Linked DNA regions of Mus musculus: region 2 is linked to region 1. A link is a loop called in an ENCODE intact Hi-C map of the cell type or tissue named here. Cell type or tissue: left cerebral cortex. All regions are shown on one strand.

Region 1 (2,500 bases):
CAAAGAAACAAAAACCAAAACAAACAGCAGCAAAAATGAAGGAACAAAACAAAACTGAATAGTTCTGAGGTGAACCAGCCACCCACTGCATGGGCCAATCAGATTACAGAGTCCTCCTGGAAGAGACTTGGCTTTATGTCCACGCTTTCCCTAAATGCTCTGTCTGATCCTTGGGTGGGACTTTGATACAAGCTTGACAGAACACAAAAGTAAAGCTATTTATTGCCTTGGCTGTTATCACCCATGTCGGGAATTGTTACAGCCATTAGCTTTGTCTGAAGAAGCTGCAGGGCTTCCCAATTATCCTGGAGAAATAAAAAGAAAGGTTCCTCTTTCCCAGCCGTGTGCTGCCTCAATTATATTCCAAAGCCAGGATCTGACCATCTCTTCATGTAAAACTGTTCACGGGGCTCAAACTTCATAAAGATAATCAGATCAAGGAAGCCACTGGCTACCCAGGATGAAACTCAGACTCTCCCCACATCTTGCTTCTTCCAGCTGCTCATCTGTCTGCACCACACCTACCATCACAGCCTAAGAAGGAGAGATCTCTTTAACTCTGAATTCTTTGGCTAAAGGTCTTAGAGTCTTCTACTCCAGCTTGGATTTTTTTCAACTAGAAAATGGGAAAGAGAAAGAAGGGAAGACAGAGCAAGAGGCACAAGGAATATAAATTCAGGGAAAATACGATGTGCCTTTTAACTTTCCAAAATAGTATCTGACCTTTCTGCTTATGTAAGAGAGTTTGCAGCTGAACGGCCCAAGCTGTGTACGCCCTATGGATCAGGCAAATTTGGGCATGTCTGAGAAGTGGTTAGGTGGATCCACCAAAGCTCCTCGCATTGAAGGGAATTAAATCATCTTTAAGGAACAGAAGGGTGGGCTTCAATTCTCATCCAGAAGTCATGGTTATCAGCCCCTGTGTAACCATGCTGGGATAGTCACCGGTGTGCCGTACACCATAGGAATTCTCCAAGGAAAGGGGGCTTTAACTGTACATATTATTCATGAGCTTTGCAAACTTGTTCCCTTGTGTTTTCATTTGGGGATTACCATAGGAAAAGAGCAATGGAAAAAAAAAAAAAAGAAAGAAACCCTATATTTCCGAAATTGCCAAAACCAGGAGGAGCATATGGCTGTGGCTTTCAGATGGTGGGTGGACAGAGGGTTGGCGGCTCCCTGAGGGTGTGACTTCCTGGTGGAGCATGCTGGAACATATTGCCTCATCATGGTCAGGAGGGAGTCATTTCTGTAACTGGGAATCTGAACCAAGAAAGGAACAGCTAAGGATGCTACTCTGAAGGTCAGAGTGCCCAGGGTGTATACCACAGACACTTACTAAACTCCACGGAGGGAGCCTGTGGGACAGCAGAGGTACTGAAACTTTGTGGTGGGGGCTGAGGACCATAGGCCATACACCAGCTACCTTATAGCATGACCTGGGAAACCCCACTTGCAGGAAGTGTTGACGAGAGCTGCACGCATTACGTTAGACTGTCTAGAGTACATGGAATAGCAATCAATAAAAGGTAAGCATAAATGTGTTTCTTCCTGGGGTTTGGGTCAGTTCAATCCTTTCCAAGTAACATAAAAATCATAAAGGGAAAGCTGGGGCACACTGTGAGTTTTGGAGGAAGAGGACACGTCTGAGGCAGAAATGGAAGCCATGTGACCTTTTATAACATATGGGTGGGAGCACTGCGTTCTCATGAATTTTTTGGTTCATTGAAAGTAATAAACCAAAACTTCAAGATTCCACACTCAGGAGGCTCAGGTAGGAAGATTGCAATGAGTTCCAGGTCAAACTGGGCGACACAGAGTTCTAGGCCAGCCTGGACTACAGTGTTCCACTCTCTCTCAACAAAGCAAAACAAGAGAAGACAATATATACCACCACCACTACCAACACCCCATATGCTGCAGTGTCCCTTATCCTTGTGTGGTGGATACATTCTAAGATCCCTCATGGCTACTAGAAACCACAGTTAGAACAAAATCCTATAGTTATCTTATTTTTCTTATACATAGATACCTAATGCTTAATTCATATGCTACACATAGGAAGACATAGATATCACTAATGAATAATAACAAACTTGGACAGACATGATATACTTTAGTAAGAGTTACATGATTCTGATTTTTCTCTTTCAAGTCTTCTCATCATATCCTACGGGAGTTTTGGACCAGGGTTGGGAATTAACTGAGTAGGGAGGGAAACTATCCTAATTTTACCAGTTGGGCCTTAAAGTAAACAAGGATATCTTGCCAAATTATGAAACCCCTTCCCCATTTTATTTTCTGAGAAAAATTGTCTATTCTCCAGTGTCATTTCCAAGGGAAAACCAAAGCATAGAGCCGAGCATGGTGGGATACATTTATAATTGTAGAATCCAGAAGACGGAGGCTGAAGGATTGGGAGTTCAAGGTCAGTATGAGCTACATAGTGAACCTGAGACTAACCTGGCTTCAACAAAAAAAGACCTTGTCTCAAAACCAG
Region 2 (2,500 bases), 87 kb after region 1:
ATCACCTGCATTGACACAGGGGCACAAAGGAGTGATGAAGGACAATCCCCATGGGACTTTGACTCCTTCATGAAATCAGAAGAAAGCGTCTGAGGCCCTGTCCTCTGGTTTCCATGGAGCCTGTGCTCTGGTCTTTTCCCGGGAGCAGGCCTTTGGGTCTAGATCTGATTGATCATTGGGTTTTGAGAACCAAAGTGCAGCATCTAAGAAACTTAGGATTGGACTAACCGGACATTCCATTTGCTCTAGTACCCCTTAACATGTTTCTTGAATCCTATGCTGATTTGCTCAACACGTATTTAAGAATGCTTTAAGAAGCACTCGGTGTTTCCCACCTGTTCCACAGACCCTGAAATATAGCAGCAGAGAGTGAACCAGCAATGGTCTTTCCCCAGGAAGCCAATATTCTAGTAGAAGGAAAGGAACTTAGGGGAAATCTATAGATATGTTATATTCTAGGGGCCAAAAATTAAAATATGCCAGGAGAATATGTAAAGTCAGGATAGCAGTAGGAGGCCTTTGTGAAAAGGTGATTATGGGGAAAATATTTGAACCATACCAGAAAAAAACAGCAGATGCAAACAGCTGACTGCAAGCATACTCAGGGCATGTTCAAGGACAGGCATTGATGGTGGTATGGCTGGGGCAGAGACTGTGAGTGAGGAGGACTGGAAAATGAGGTCAGGGAGATGGCACGCTGCTGGAACACAGTTAAGACTGGAGCCCTTGAGTATTCTGAAAGCTTGTGAGAAAACTCTGAAAGTCTTGTGACCTAAGTTTCTTCAAAACACAGAACTGTTCTTGGAATGCGTTTCCGTGCTCCTCCCCGGTATAGCAAATAGGAGTGAGCTTACTTTAGCTGTTGTTGTTCATATATCCATATTGGAAACACATGTTCTTGTCCACGTGCTGCCTGTCCTTGTGATTGTACACTTTACTCAGTTGACTTCTCTTAACCCTAAGAGTGTAAACTGTCTTATGCTCTGAATAAAGTTGGCTATTGCATGAGACTTTAGTTGCCTTTCTTTAGATCCTGCTTTCCCAGGGACACGCTGTTTTTAGAGAGGTAAAAGCATGCCTTCAGACCACTTGGAGCTTTACAGGGCCCAAGTGTAAGGATGCAGTGGTGGATAGAATAGAGCAGCTGTAGGGCAGCAGTTCTGTCTCCCGACTCTGACTGGAGCCCTGCAGAGACAGTGGGCAGGGTTTCACACTAGGAAATAAATAGCCTCAAAGGCTATTTATTCCATGCATATCCTGCCCCCCACCCTCTTCCCCCGCCTAGGGAGAGGGGTAAGGGAAAAGGGGTGTGGATTCAGGGAGCCTGGCTGCTGACTCGCTGTAAACCTCCTTCCCATCCTCAAAAGATAAAAAGAACAGACCCTGGTCCTGCCACTTCCATTGTCTTCAGAGAACTGACATGCACTCCCTATTCCTAGTGTTGGGGGTCTCAGCTCTCCTTGGGAGCCCTGCCACACTGTTTCAGCTTTACCTCTCAGTCTACAGCATTAACAACTCTTACAACAAACTCAATCCTGGAGTATCAGTGTCAGCGTCCTCTTGAACCCTCTCCCATCCCATTCAAAACCCCACAGTAAGGACTTTCCCTTTTATGCTGTGTAGAACAATGAACCTTAGAGAATTTTGAGGAGAGGGGTGAACTAATATAGCTTGGACTTTAACTAGATCACTTTAACTCTTGAGTGGATAATAGGCTGGAGAACAAAGACAGATATTAAAGAAAGGTAAGAGAAAGAGATAAAAGAGAAGAGATCTGGGGTGGTGGTAGGATAGGTGGTAAAAAGTGGCTGTGTTAGCAATCAGGCATTTCCTCTGGCCTGCCCTCAGGGACTTACAGGCAGCTTTAAGCTATGTCTGGGTGCAATACATGCAGCTGTCTCCCGTGCATAGATAGATAGATAGATAGATAGATAGATAGATAGATAGATAGATAGATAGACAGACAGGATATATCATATATATGATCATATAGATAGATCATATATAGATTCTCTCTATATTTATAGATCTCATATATTTGTTCAAAATCACCCCGGGTATGTGCAGATCACTTAAAACTCTCCCAGATGATTATTACAAGACTTTTCACTAAGGATGCTTTACTGAGCATGCTCACAAAGATCTTCTGCACAGTACGGATGGCCAAGCTACAGTTGGTGGCAGGGTTATATAACTCCTAATTCACTATGCATATGCAAATAGTTTTAATATACCTGCCTCATACTTTTGAAAAGGAGAGGGGGAATGGCAGGGAAATAGCAGCCCATTAGGGGAACCTGTGCTTTAATTATATTATTCTCTTATAAAAAGAAAAAGCAAAGAGAAATATCCACTAAAAACAGGAAATTTTGAGATGGAGGAAAGTGCATAATTGCTGGGCTGTGGGGAGGCGGCCTAAAACAGATGGTGTTTGATGCACTAATTTAGGACTGTCCTAGGATATAATTATGTTCAGTTCGGCTTAGCAACCCATGTCAAA

What was found. Hi-C counts contacts between places; a loop is a spot of excess contacts. Peaks named below come from ENCODE experiments on the same cell type or tissue, not always from the same donor. Only the 100,000 strongest peaks of a DNase experiment are listed, where the experiment ranks them.
Region 2: it touches region 1 in a loop (4-fold over the local background); 3 of 42 quality-filtered maps call a loop at or near these places.

Annotation. Positions count from the first base shown.
Region 1 is chr9:53,343,572-53,346,071 of GRCm38, reverse strand. All of the region lies in intron 3 of Exph5 (exophilin 5), which reads right to left. Among named protein-coding and RNA genes, the nearest start is that of Poglut3, 39 kb to the left of the region's middle. In left cerebral cortex, no CTCF peak of the experiment used is centred here; a DNase peak (open chromatin) is centred at 1,178; H3K27ac peaks cover 303 bases.
Region 2 is chr9:53,256,761-53,259,260 of GRCm38, reverse strand. No RefSeq gene overlaps it. Among named protein-coding and RNA genes, the nearest start is that of Ddx10, 9.9 kb to the right of the region's middle. In left cerebral cortex, no CTCF peak of the experiment used is centred here; DNase peaks (open chromatin) are centred at 905, 1,227 and 2,316; H3K27ac peaks cover 2,190 bases.